2 separate regions of the Homo sapiens genome follow, and region 2 is linked to region 1. A link is a loop called in an ENCODE intact Hi-C map of the cell type or tissue named here. Cell type or tissue: CD4-positive, alpha-beta T cell. All regions are shown on one strand. Each heading gives the region's core, and the rest is flanking DNA. Links, peaks and the distances in the headings are about the cores only.

What was found. Peaks named below come from ENCODE experiments on the same cell type or tissue, not always from the same donor. Only the 100,000 strongest peaks of a DNase experiment are listed, where the experiment ranks them.
Region 2: it touches region 1 in a loop (9-fold over the local background); 3 of 110 quality-filtered maps call a loop at or near these places.

Annotation. Positions count from the first base shown.
Region 1 is chr16:66,865,214-66,872,399 of GRCh38, reverse strand. All of the region lies in intron 1 of LOC124903699 (a long non-coding RNA gene), which reads left to right. Among named protein-coding and RNA genes, the nearest start is that of PDP2, 12 kb to the left of the region's middle. RefSeq lists a silencer at 7,173-7,186. In CD4-positive, alpha-beta T cell, for the core only: CTCF peaks have their summits at 4,179 and 4,384 (motif pointing right); a DNase peak (open chromatin) is centred at 4,399.
Region 2 is chr16:66,354,848-66,362,033 of GRCh38, reverse strand. No RefSeq gene overlaps it. Among named protein-coding and RNA genes, the nearest start is that of CDH5, 8.2 kb to the left of the region's middle. In CD4-positive, alpha-beta T cell, for the core only: a CTCF peak has its summit at 4,359 (motif pointing left); a DNase peak (open chromatin) is centred at 4,383; H3K27me3 peaks cover 349 bases.

The sequences.
Region 1 (7,186 bases), core at 1,452-6,451:
TTTTTTTTTTAAATAGAGACAGAGTCTCGCTCTGTTACCCGGGGTTGGTGTCAAACTCCTGGACTCAAACAATCCTCCTGCCTCAGCCTCCGAAAGTGCTGTGATCACAGGCGTGAGCCACCGCCTCTGGCCTACTTTTCTTATTTTTAAACATGGAACATATATTTAATAATCAGGAACAATTCATTAAAGTCTGCCTTACACACTTACACATAGGAGTGGGAGGGAAGAAGACACAGCACACCCACTCTCTGGGGCAAGAAGGCAACAGAGAAGAGGCCAGGTTGCAGCTGCACCTGCCCTGTGGGTGAGGACTGGAGGCACCGCCCTTGTAGATAGGAAATCCAGGAAGGCTTTCGGGAGAGATCTGAAGGAAGTTATGGAGAGAAAACAGCAGGGGCAAAGGTCCTGGCCTTGTGGGCCAAAGGAAGGGCTTGGATTTTATGGCCAGGGCTGCCTGCCCCATCTCCAACCCTTGGGCCAGGGCTGGAAAGGACTTGAGAGGGCATCTCCCTCCTGCTTTCCTAAAGCATGCTCCCTGGAACACGATCCCACAAAATGTTCTGAGAGAAAAGATCCATAGCCCACTACCCCACCTTGGAAGAGATTCAGAATGCACAGTGTGTATAGTCAAGGCTTTAAAATTCTGCAGTAAAAGGAATCCATCCAGTTTTATTGCAGCAATGCCAAATGTTTCCCCATGAACCTCCTCTTTGCTGTAGAAACTAGTCACATCTGGCTGGACCCATGTACTTTGTGAGACACCCTTCTATCCATTTTTTTTAAGACAGAGTCTTGCTCTGTTGCCCAGGCTGGAGTACAGTGGCGTGATTATAGCTCACTGCAGCCTTGACCTCCTGGGCTCAGGCAATCCTCCTGCCTCAGCCTCCTGAGTAACTGGGACTACAGGCATGTGCCACCACTCCCAGCTAAGTTTTATTTTTTGTAGAGACGAGACTCACTATGTTGCCCAGGCTGGTCTCAAACTCCTGAGTACAAGCAATCCTCCTGCCTTGACCTTCCAAAATGCTGGGATTGGAGATGTGAGCCACCTCGCCCAGCCCATCCATTCTTTAAGGTGTAAAATAAAGTACAGAGACCTAAACTGACTTCTGCAGGTTCTCTTTTTTTTTTTTTGAGACCGAGTCTCGCTCTGTCGCCCAAGCTGGAGGGCAGTGGTGCCATCTCGGCTCACTGCAACCTCCACCTCCAGGGTTCAAGCGATTCTCCTGTCTCGCCCTCCCGAGTAGCTGGGACTACAGGCGCGTGCCACCACACCCGGCTGATTTTTTTTTATTTTTAGTAGAGACGGGGTTTCACCATGTTAGCCAGGATGGTGTGGATCTCCTGACCTCGTGATCCATCCACCTCGGCCTCCCAAAGTGCTGGGATTACAGGTGTGAGCCACCGCACCCGGCCTTCTTCTGCAGGTTCTCTAGAATCCCACTTTAAGCTCCTGGCTGAGGTGGGTCTGGACCCCATTCTCTGGACTCCCATCAAGCCACTTTCCTGGAAGCTTCCCACATTTAGTAGTTGAAGGAGCCAGTTTGGACATCTCCAAAGTCAGAGAGAGAGCTCCTGTATGCTCCTCCAGGGAAGACAGTTAGCATCTCCAGCTCCATGCTGTGGTTTTTTATTTATTTATCTTTAGATAATGACTATAACTTAATTTTAATTTTTTATTTTATGCTTTTTTTTTTTTTTTTTGAGATGGAGTCTCACTGTGTCACCCAGGCTTGAGTGCAGTGGTGAGATCTTGGCTCACTGCAACCTCCACCTCCCGGGCTCAGATGATTCTCCTGCCTTAGCCTTCCGTGTAGCTGTGATTACAGGCATGCACCACCACGCCCAGCTAATTTTGTATTTTTAGTAGAGACAGGGTTTCACCATGTTGGCCAGGCTGGTCTTGAACTCCTGACCTCAGGTGATCCACCCGCCTTGGCCTCCCAAAGTGCTGGGATTACAGGCATGAGCCACCATGCCCGGCCTATGCTTCTTTTTCTTTTCTTTTTTTTTGAGACAGAGTCTCACTCTGTCGCCCAGGCTGGAGTGCAATGGTGCAATCTCAGCTCACTGCAACCTCTGCCTCCCAGGTTCAAGCGATTTTCCTCCTCAGCCTCCCAAGTAGCTGGGATTACAAGCACCCACCATCATGCCTGGCTAATTTTTGTATTTTTGTAGAGATGGGGTTTCACCATGTTGGCCAGGCTAGTCTTGAACTCCTGACCTCAGGTGACCTGCCAGCCTTGGCCTCCCAAAATGCTGGGATTACAGGCGTGAGGCACTGCACCTAGCCTCTTTTTCCTTTGCAAAATCATTGGTAAAGAAAGACTATAATTTAAATATACCCATGCATTGCCTTCATTTCCAGGGTGCTAACAATGTATGGGTATTTCTGAGCCTGCTCCCTGACCCCCACTGCCTCCATGGGAAATACAGTTTCAAACACACTCATAGAAAGTCAAGCACTCTTTAATCAGCCATTAGCAACAATCAAACCCTATAAACCTTCACCTGAACAACCCAGTTCTCCATAGAAGTCTGAGAATCCAAACTGGGTATATTTTCTTCCCTGTTGAGGACCAGGAGGACACTTTGGCCTGGAGGCTTGTGTAGGAAGTGCACAGCCCATGACCTCTACTTTCCCCAAAGACAAGAGCCTCCCCTGGCACAGGGTACCCCATGTGATGTGGCAGTTTAAGAGGCTGGGCAGACACAAGAATCCCAGCACTGCCATTGGTCAAATGAGTGACTTGTGCAAGGAACCTCAACTGCATTTGGAGCCTCAGTTTCTCTATCTGCTGAATGGGGGCAGCCGTTCCCATGTATATTGTGGGGGCAGACCCTCCCCCAGCTGTGTGTTCACTGCAGAATGGGGGGCAGGGAGAAGTATGCAGAGTGCTGGAGCACAGCTGCCCTCCTTTCCTTGGCTCAAGAGCTATTTCTGTCTGAAGAACTAGGACCTGTCACTGTAATCAGGGCACCCCCATCTCCAGGCTATGCTGAAGACTGGGTCAACTTTATTTTATTTTTAAAAAAAAATTTTTTTGAGACAGAGTCTGGCTCTGTCACCCAGACTAGAGTGCAGTGGTGCAATTTCGGTTCAGTGCAACCCCCGCCTCTTAGGTTCAAGCTTCTCATGCCTCAGCCTCCCAAGTAGCTGAGACTACAGGCAGACGCCACCACACCGAGCTAATTTTTGTACTTTTAGTAGAGATGGGGTTTAGTAGAGATGTTGGTCGGGCTGGTCTTGGTCTCCTGACCTCAAGTGATCCACCCAAGTAGATCAAGTGATGGGTCTCCCAAAGTGCTGGGATTACAGGCGTGAGCCACTGCGCCCCGCCTTGGTCAACTTTTTTTTTTTTTTTTGAGATGGAGTGTAGCTCTTGTTGCCCAGGCTGGAGTGCAATGGCACAGTCTCGGCTCACTGCAACCTCCGCCCTCCGGGTTCAAGCGATTCTCCTGCCTCAGCCTCGCAAGTAGCTGGGATTACAGGCACCCACCACCATACCCGGCTAATTTTGTATTTTTTTTTATTAGAGATGGGGTTTCACCATGTTGGCCAGGCTGGTCTCGAACTCCTGACCTCAAGTGATCCACCCACCTTGGCCTCCCAAAGTGCTGGAATTATAGGCATGAGCTACCATGCCTGGCCTGGGTCAACTTTAATTTGGCTTTTTCTCACACCTTCAGTTCCATGTAACTGCCTCCAGGCCCTTGCCCTTGCTGTTCCCTGTTTGGAATGCCCTCTTCTTTTTCTTCTTTTTTTTTTTTTGGAGATGAAGTCTCGCTCTGTCACCCAGGCTGGAGTGCAGTGGCTCGATCTCAGCTCACTGCAACTTCCACCTCCTGGGTTCAAGCAATTCTCCTGCCTCAGCTTCCCGAGTAGCTGGGATTACAGGCATGTGCCACCACGCCTGGCTAGTTTTTTTTTTTCTTTCTTTTAGCAGAGATGGGGTTTCACTGTGTTGCCCAGGGTGGTCTCGAACTCCTAACCTTGAGACCTGCCCTCCTCGGCCTTCCAAAGTGCTGAGATTACAGGCGTGAGCCCCTGCGTGCTGGGATTACAGGCGTAAGCCACCGCGCCCGGCCCTCTGCCCTCTTCTATCCTTCATAGTTTCGGGGAGAAGTGCACGTCCTTTCCCCAGGAGTCCAGTGGTTGTGGCGCTGGCCAGCTGTCTGCTCCGTCCAGTGCCGGAGCTTCTAGCCAGCAGAAGAAGCAAGAGCTGAGGGCATCAGTGAAACAGGAGATAAACAACAGCAAAAATATTTTATATAGTTTGACAAGTAGCAACCTGCCAGGCAAACTCTTTTCCAGCACAGCCAGGCTCAGGCCCCGGGTGGTGGATCCCCGGCTAGGATGCACTGAAGACACAGCCGCAGCTTTAAACGTGGCCACCAGGGGGCGAGAACAGATTGCGGGAAGCACCTGAGCTTCTCATTTCCCAGAGTGGAGGGAGGAAGAGTGTGGAAGAGTGTGGAGTGTGTGTGTGTGTGTGTGTGTGTGTGTGTGTGTGTGTGTGTGTGTCTTCACTCCTTTTCAGGGACCTAGTGTGGGGCGGGGGGCTTTACTCCTTTTCAGGGGCCTAGAGCTTGCTCAGACTTCGTTCTGGGATAGACCAATCGTGGCCCGAGCAACTCCTGGCTGTGTGACCCAGAGCAAATGTCTTAATCAATTTGATCCTCAGTATCTCAGTTGCAAAATGGGAATAAGGCCGGGCACAGTGGCTTATGCCTGTAATCCCAACATTTTGGGAGGCCGAGGCAGGAGGCTCACCTGAGGTCAGGAGTTCGAGACCGGCCTAGCCAACCATGGCCAAGGTGGTGAAACTCGTCTCTACTAAAAATACAAAAATTAGCCGTGCGTAGTGGCAGGTGCATTTAATCCCAGCTACTCGGGAGGCTGAGGCAGGAGAATCACGAACCTGGGAGATGGAGGTTGCTGTGAGCCGAGATCCTGCCACTGCACTCCAGCCTGGGCGACAGAGCAAGACTCTGTCTCAAACAAACAAACAAAAATGAGAGAAAGAATAGTACCTATCTCAGAAGGTTTGGGGTCTTGGCTGGGCATAATGGCTCATGCATGTAATCCCAGCACTTTGAGAGGCCAAGCTGGGAGGATTGCTTGAGGTCAGGAGCTCAAGACCAGCCTGGGCAATATGGGGAGACTCCATCTCTACTAAAAATTTAAAAAATTAGCTAGGAGTGGTGGATACTCTGGGGGCTGAGTTGGGAGGATCGCTTGAGCCCAAGAGGTTAAGGCTGCAGTGAGCCATGATAGCGCCACTGCACTCCATCCTGGATGACACAGTGAGACCTTCTCTCAAAACATTAATTAATTACTTATTTTTTAAAAAGGTCTTGGGTCTGATTAAATGAGTCAGTTCATGGACTGTTCACTGATGGGCCATTCCACAGGCACATGGAGCATGTTCTCAAAGACACCAAAGGAAGGTGCTCTAAAACAATTTGTTACTTAACATTTTATTAAAACAAAAGCAACATGAGGGAAATCACAATTATGTTTACCTTCCCTGTAGTTACTTGTCAGTTCGGTATCATTTTGGACTATTTTTCTGTTTAGTGACATACTTGAGGACCCCGTCATCCTCTTGGTGTGTGACTTAAGTGGGTTTTCAGCCCACAGAGGTCTCCACAGGAGCTATAGATGACAGGGCCCCCACTGTCTGTTCAGGGGTGCAGTTCGTGGAGGGCCCAGAGCAGTTGAGCAGAAGAGGTCCATGCAGGACCCAGAGAAGTATAGGTTCTGTTGCATCCTCTGCAGAAAGCCTGGGGTCTTGGGCAGCAAGGCCCTTATAGGGTCCCCCCACCTTCCACCCCCAGAGACCAGCCTGCTCCCCCAGGATTTGGCTATGGGGATGCTGCACCTCAGAGTCCCTTGTCAATGTTCCCACCTGGGCCTCCGCCTCCTTCAGACCAACCCCAACACTTTATTCACTGCCCTCCTGGGGTGCACTTCCCCCAAGCGTAGCTTCTCCTCTCGTCCCCTAGGCTTGTTGTACCATTCTGAAGAGCATCTCGGGGAAGGGATTGTCACATGGATGGGGAGACCCCTGGCATTTGGGGTGGTCACAGGTGCCAGGATTCCTCCCCAGTTCCACACAACAAGGGATTGTTTGAATTCTTCCTGACCTTCGAGTGTCCCACCAGCATGTTCAGACAGGTGAACGATCTGTTTTGTTTTGTTTTTTGAGACAGACTCGCTCTGTTGCCCAGGCTGGAGTTCAGTGGCACAATCTTGGCTCACTGCAACCTCTGCCTCCTGGGTTCAAGCAATTCTTCTGCCTTGGCCTCCCTAGTAGCTGGGATTACAGATGTCCACCACCACACCCAGCTAATTTTTGTATTTTTAGTAGAGACAGCGTTTCACCATGTTGACCAGGCTGGTCTCGAACTCCTGACCTCGGGTGATCCTCCTGCCTCGGCCTCCCAAAGTGCTAGGATTACAGGCGTGAACCACCATGCCCAGTCTTGTTTTGTTTTGTTTTGTTTTGTTTTGTTTAACCAGGTCTCTACAGGTATCTGATGAACAATCTGTTTATCATCATTTGAACCTACAACCTTGCTCTGTTTTATTTGGAAACACAAAGGGATTTTTGCACAGTCTTAAAATGTAGAATATTTTCCAAGAATACAATTATCATGTGAAATGAGGGAAGATGGTACTTTGTGTTGAGAATTTTACCAGGAGTTATCATCATCTAGGAAACTCACACCGTGGGGGCAAAGAGACTCACTTTCCTCTGCCTGGTATGCATCTGAAGCCGCTATTTATGGAGCTTCAAAATAAGGTACAGGCTGGGTGTGGTGGCTCATGTCTGTAATCTCAGCACTTTGGGAGGCCAGTGTGGGAGAATTACTTGAGACCAGGAGTTCAAGACCAGCCTGAGCAACATGGTGAAACCCTATCTCTACCAAAAAATACAAAAATTAGCCAGGCATGGTAGTGCACACCTGTAGCCCCAGCTACTGGGGAGGCTGAGGCAGGAGGATCGCTTGAGCCCAGGAGGTCAAGGTTGCAGTAAACTATGATCGCATCACCAGACTCCAGCCTGGGTGACAGAGGGAGACCCTATCTCTAAAAAAAAAAAGAAGAAAAACAATATGGGTACAAACATCAGAAGACTTCATCACATCTTTAGTGGCGTTGTCCCCCACCATTTAC
Region 2 (7,186 bases), core at 1,247-6,246, 510 kb after region 1:
CTTCCTCCTTCTGCAACCCAAATCTCCCAGCCCATCAGTGCTCAGATCAAACGTGCCGGCCCCCATGCAGCTTCCAGACTCCTATTCTGACAAGCATCTTATCCCCGCGAAGCCTTTGCCACATTCTGTCTATGCATTCCATCTCCATTTTCTCATGTAATGATGCTTTGCAATAGCCCTGAAAGATGTAAGTGCTATTTGTATTCCCATTTCCCTGATGAAAGAGCTGAGGCTCAGAGAGGCTGAGTAACTTGCTCAAGGTCACACAGTGTCTGAGTAGCAGAGCCAGGATTTCAACCCTTATATTCCTGTTTATATCCCAGTTCAATGCTCATTCTATAGCACCACCCTTCTTCTGATAACTTGCCATTGTTCACCAATGTTTTATGTTCCTTTGTTATTTAAAAAATACATTTGGTGCTCAGGCTTTTCCTAGCCCTGTGCTAGGCATGGAGACGTGGAGGTGACTTGGGCTGGGTCCTTGTCTTTGATGTGCCCCAGTCTGGTGGGAGAGACAGACACCAAGACATGCATGAACCACACTGGGTGGGGCTGGGTTGGTGACAGAGGTGTGCACCCTGAGATGAGGGTGCCCGGAGGAGGTGGCCTGGGAGCTGCCGGAGGACTGGGTCCCCAAGCTGATCTGAAAGCATGAGCAGGAGGTCACCAAAGGCGGAGCACGGGAAGGGCTCTGCAGACAGCAGAATTGGCAGGGTCAAAGGCAAGGAGGCCTCTTAGGGAAGGAGAAGACATTCCAAGGGGTAGGGGAGCACTGAGGTGCTGAGAGGGGAAGAGGGACTGGCTGGGGAGGAGGCCAGGTGGTAGAGGGCCTGTCACACCACACTGAGGAGCTCAGGCAGGGCACCGCTGGGGGCCTCATGCAGGCCAGGGACCCAAGGATCCCTGGATTTTAGGAGAGGCGCCCCCTGTCCAGTGCACCGTGTCCCCATGCAGCTGCCTGCTGGCGGGGCCACCTCCTGTGGGCTGTGGTCAGGCCAGGGAGAGGCCACTGGCTGGGGAACCGCAAGGGATGGCGGCTCAGGATGCAGCCACTGGAGCTGGGTGAGGAAAAGGCTAAGTGCAGCCTCTCTTTGGCCAGGAAAGGCCGATTGAACGGGGTTTGAATTCCCGACAGTGAGAACAATACCTTGCCGCAGCCCCTGGGAGGGAGGAGGCTGCCCAGAGCACTTCCCCAGATGTTTCTCACTTTTTTCTCACAACATCCTGAAAAGGCTGTTACGGAAGTGGGGCTCCCAGGGGTGGAGAGAAAGTGGTGCCCTGTGGTTACATGCTGGGGCACATCTGCTACTTATGGTCTGGCTGATCCTGGACCAGCCACATGGCCTTTGGTGCCTCAGTTTTCCCTTCTGTAAAATGGGAATGATGGCGTGCCTTCCTCCCAGGGTTGCTGAAAGGACTAACTGAGAAGATGCATGTAAAGTGCATAGAATAGTCTCTGGTATACAGTAGGTGCTCAATGCATGTTTGTCATGACAGTGATGCCACAGACACGTTAATGGTGGGGGCACCTGTGAGTGTGTGAGGACGACCGTGTATACATGTGAGTGTGTTAGCATGGGCATGGCATGTGCACGGTGTTTGGCAACCATGTGGCTACACATAAGTATGTAAGAACACGCATGGAGTGTGTAAGGCATCCACATGGATGTGACCACATGTGCTGTGTTCGTGGTGCATGAGTGGGCTGAGAGGTGCAGTCAGGTTGAGGCCTTGGGCAGCATCCTCCTCCTCCGTTGTCTGGAGCCATTGGTCACCCCACTGCCCAAGCCTTCTGTGTATCCGTCACATGCAGAAGCCCAGAGAGGGCAAGGCCTTCCTTGGGGTGGCCCAGTGAGCCAGGCAGGGCAGGGTGGGACCAAGGGCCCTGCCTTGTTGTCTGGAGGGCAGGCCTGAGTCTGGAGGAAACCTTGTCCAGCGGAAGCCAGGGCTTCCTGTTTCTAGACCCTACATTCCTTGTGCTCTCCACCGAAGCGTCCTGGAAAACAATAGGTTGGAGGCTGCACCATCTGTGGGGCAGGAAGGTGGATCAATCCCTCCCACCTCTTGATGGGGCAAGCAGACACGGCTCTGGCACCAGCCCTCAGCTGGGCAGTGTGGCAGCAGGCCCAGAACCAGGCAAGCCCAGGCCATCTGCCTCCTGCCTGTCTGGGTCTCTTCTCCAGGCCATCTCCACACCCCTCAGTGCACACTGCACTCTGTGGCCTGAGACGAGTCCCCTGGGCAAAATCCAGCTAGGGGAGGAGGCGTCTGAGCTGGTCCCGGGGAAGGAAGCTACTAGGAAAAACTCAAGTCCGATTGGATGGGACTGACTGCACAGGCTGGTGGAGACCTCGAGGATCCTCCAGCTTCACCCACCTGCCATGCCACTGAGAACCAAGAGCGAATACAGAGAGGTTCCGACCAGCCAAAAGAAGGAATCTTTCCAGCCTCTGTGCTAAAGCTCAGAGACATGCCTGTTAACTCTTGGTTTATGTACAGTCCTAACAAGTCAGGTTCTCCAGGGAAGAGGGGCACAGTGGTAAGAGCAGTGGGCTTGGAACCAGAAGCCCCAGTTTTCTGATCCCATGCTCTGCCGCTGACTGCTCACCAGTGCTTTTTGTCTCAGTTTTCTCCTTTGTGAAAAGGTCGTACCTTGCCATGTTCTTCTGAACTCACAGGCAGCCGGAGTGGGTCACATGAGTAACATTTCTCCAAGTGCTTTGTAAACTTGGATGCCTCTTCCATTCTGAGAGAGGGCACAGAAGCTCTGGGCTCCACCCCTGCGTCTTGCCCCATGCAGCGCTTCCATTCGGCTGTTCCTAAGTTGTATCCTTTGTAATACATGAGTAATCAAAAGTAAAGCCCTTCTCTGGGTTCTATGAGTCATTCTAACAAATTATCGAATCCGAAGGAGGGCTGCGGGCAACCCCCGAAGTTGTAGTTGGGCAGGCAGAAGCGTGGCTCACTTGGTGACCCTGCTTGTGGCTAGTGTCTAAGCCTTTATTAACCTGTGAAGTCTGCACTAACTCTGGGTAGTTAGGCTCAGAAATGGCTTGAATTGTTGGAAACCCAAGTGGTGTTGGAGAACTGGACAATTGGTTGTTGTTAGGAAAAACCCACACAGCTTCCTTTGCGTCAGGCATGGAGCCTAGTTGTTTTTTTTTTTTTTTTTTTTTTTTGTGCTGGGCAGTTGTTGAGGGTGATAGGGTCTTGCTCTGTTGCCCAGGCTGGAGTGCAGTGGTGCAATCATGGGTCACTGCAGCCTCAACCTCCTGGGCTCAAGTGATCCTCCTGCCTCAGCCTCCTGAGTAGCTGGGACTACAGGCACGTACCACCAAGCCCGGATAATTAAAAAAATTTTTTTTGTAGAGATGGGGCCTCACTGTGTTGCCCAGACTGGTCTTGAACTCCTGGACTCAAGCAACCTAGTGTTCTATATGCATCAGCTTACCCACTGTCTCTCTTTCTTTGCAAGACAGTGGTTCTCAAAGTGTGGCCTCAACCAGCAGCATCAGCAAATCCTGGGGTACCACCCCAGACCTGCCGAATCAGAAGATCTGGGGGTGGGACCCAGCAATCTGTGTTACTAAGAGATTCCAGTGATTCTGATGCATGCCCAAGCTTGAGAACTGCTGCCCTGGAGCAGAGATCCTCACTTCAGGCTGTGCCCTGGAACTGCCTGGCCAGCTCCCCTCCCCACATCCAAGTAGTATCTGGGGAAGGCACATGTAGAGATTCTGATTTAATTGGCCTGGTGGGGGCTGGACTTCACTATTTTATTTTTTTTGAGACAGAGTCTTGCTCTGTCGCCCAGGCTGGAGTGCAGTGGCACGATCTCGGCTCACTGCAACCTCTGCCTCCCAGGTTCAAGCGATTCTCCTGCCTCAGCCTCCCGAGTAGCTGGGCTTACAGGTGTGCACCACCACACCCTGCTAATTTTTTGTATTTTTAGTAGAGACGGGGGTCTCACTATGCTGGCCAGGCTGGTCTCGAACTCCTGACCTCAAGTGATCCCACCCACCTTGGCCTCCCAAAGTGCTGGGATTACAGGCGTGAGCCACTGTACCTGGCTGACTTCACTATTTTGTAAAGCTCCCCAGGAGGTTAATATGCTCCCAGGTCTTCCAGCATTACCTTAGGAGGTAGCTACCTCTCTTAGCTCCATTTTGCAGGTGCATAGGTTCTGGGAGATTAAAGGGCGTGCCCAAGTTATATAGCCATGTAAAGGGATGGGGAATTCTAAATCCCTGCCTTTCCACTTCCCCTCCTTCCTCCCATTCATTGCTTTTTGCTTTATTTAGAACTGTGTGGTTTCCCAAGCAACTTTCTTTGGAAAATTAAACAATTCCTGATGTCGCCATCTAGTGGCTAGCGATGAGAACAGATGAGCCTCTTCTGGACTTGGCAAGACGGGGCTCCTGGAGGACACACGTGGGAAGAGGAAAGGCCATCATTCATAGTTGCTCAGGCAGATGCTTTTGGGACACTTGGGTTCATTTTCCCAAAAGGTGTCCTTTCAGAAGGACAGTGGAATGAAGATGGGTTTCGTGTTTAAGAGCTATTGGGAGTTCACTCATGAACCCCAGGAGAAGCATGAGGTGTGGTCCCCAGGCAGGGGGAGGCACAGAGGGATCCGGGATGAGGGGGATTCACCTGGGCAGGAGAGCTTGACCTTCCTGCAGGGGCTGGCTCACCTTTGCTTGGGCACTGACTCATTCCACCATCAGCCACTGTGGGCCAGGCCCGAGGCTGCACTCGCCTTCAGACATCAGGGGAGAAGCACAGAATATTCCAGGTGCTCAGTCCTTCGTGATCCAAGCTGGTCTGTTCTTGGCCATGGGCAGAAGCTCCTGTGGAGGCTGATGGGGCGAGGAGAGGGTCTTGCCTCCAACTGGGGGAACTGAGGTGGCTGTGGGGGAGGGGGACAGCTTCTTGGAGCCTGTGCCCAGGGTCTAAATAGGAGCCCATAGGTATGACTCAAATCCAATGGCTGCTCCCCACCCTGCTGGCTCTTGTGGGGCCAGACAAGAGGCGCCAGAGGATGTCTCAGGACTGATGTGCTTGGGGTTCTCACCATGGCAGGGCACGGAGAGAAGTAAAGCTGTCTGAGAAAGGAGGGAGTGACTGACTACGCTCAGGGCACTCACAGGGTGGAATTCTTTTGTAAAAATAAATCTCAGTGGACAAAAGAGATTTAAGGGCTTGTACTATTGGAAGGTAAAGCCTCTAGCCTGGAAGCTTACCATTAGATGTCGTGTCTTTGCTTCTTCATGTAAACGCTGTTTTAGCATCTGTTGTGTATCAATCTCATCTGATTGCAGCCTCTTTTATTCCCAAACACATACTCACATCTCATGGGAGGCAAAAATTTCCAAGGAATACAGTTTGGGACACATTGGCCCCAAGGGAGGTCTCCAGTGGTATGCCACAAGATTCTATTCCAGGCCCATCTAGACTAGCATTCTTTTAAAAAATTAATGAATGAATTAATTATTGAGACAGTCTTGCAATGTCACCCAGGCTGGAGTGCAGCGGTGTGATCATGGCTCACTGCAGCCTCAACCTCCTGGGCTTATGGCAGCCTTGACCTCTCAGGATCAAGCTGTTGTCCCACTTCAGCCTCCTGAGTAGCTGGTACGAGAGGTGTGCACCACCATGCTCAGCTAACTCTTAAATTTTTTGTAGAGACAGGGTCTCTCTATGTTGCCCAGGCTAGTCTCAAACTCCTGACCTCAGCTGATTCTCCCACCCCAGCTTCCTAGTGTTGAGATTACAGGTGTAAGCCATTGTGCCTGGTCTGGACCAGCATTCTTTATCATCAACTTAGATGAAGACGATTGTCTACTGATCCAATCAATGGGCTCTTTAAACCCTGATGGGATGGAGGATGGGCTGGACAACAGGGTCAGGATCCAGAGGTCTTGTCAGGGTGAGGAAATGATTCAAAATATCAATAGGAAACATTACAAGGATGAGTTGAGGGCCCTGTATTTGGGATTGGAAAAAAAAAGTCAAAAGCAGCTGCCCAAAGATGGGAGACAAATATGAGAGAAACTGAGGACCACTTGGTCAATGGTTGGGATAATAATAGTATTAATAAAATAATGATAGCTGACATGGACGACCTTATTTGACCTTCACAACAATGCATGAAATAGGTATTATTATTGATCCCTATTTGACAGATGGGAAAATTGAGGCTCCTAGAGGTTAAATAACTCAGAACCTCCCTCAGGGCCTGCTGGTACCATGTTCATTCCTTTCAGGGCAAGCAGAGAATGTACAGGAAACAACTATGGGAAAGTTTAACCTAAAATAGAACAGGGTTGGGCGCGGTGGCTTACGCCTGTCATCCCAGCACTTTGGGAGGCCGAGGTGGGCGGATCACCTGAGGTCAGCAGTCCGAGACCAGCCTGGCCAAAATGGTGAAACCCTATCTCTACTAAAAATACAAAAATGAACCAGGTGTGGTGGCAGGCACCTGTAATCCCAGCCACTCGGGAGGCAGAGGCAGGAGATTTGCTTGAACCTGGGAGATGGAGGTTGCAGTGAGCTGAGATCGCACCACTGCACTCCAGCCTGGGTGACTGAGCGAGACTCTGTCTCAGAAAAAAAAAAAAAAAAAAAAGAAAAAGAAAAAGAAAAAAAAGTAGAATAGGAAGCCATGGAGGTAGTGAGCTCCCCATCCTTAGGGGATGTTCAAGTGTAGGCTGGAAAACACTGGCAGTGCTGTTGTGGTAAGGATCTCAGCAACAGATAGGGTCTAGAAAGAAATAATATTTAAGGTCCCTCTTCCCTCTGCAATTCTATAATTCTGCTCTAGCAATTTATTTCTTTAAAGTCAAGTTTATGATAAGGGAGGACTATATTTTTTCCACATGGAATGTATGCTTTATTTATAATACTTTGGGGTTTCTTCTATGACAAATATGCTCACTATATTTCTGAGTTCTAGGACTTGTGACAAATTTTACATGACCATTTAGGGTTTACATTTTCAGCTGATTATTAAGACATTTATAGTTTTTGCACATTTATATTTATGACATTGGGTTGGTCGTATTTATGATGTACTGGACGCCTAGCCATTGGTCAGGAAGCCTGGCTGAATATCTTAACATTGTTTCTGCGGGAAAACGTGTCTTGCTTTACGGTAATTCATTTTATGATGTGGATTCAGAAACTC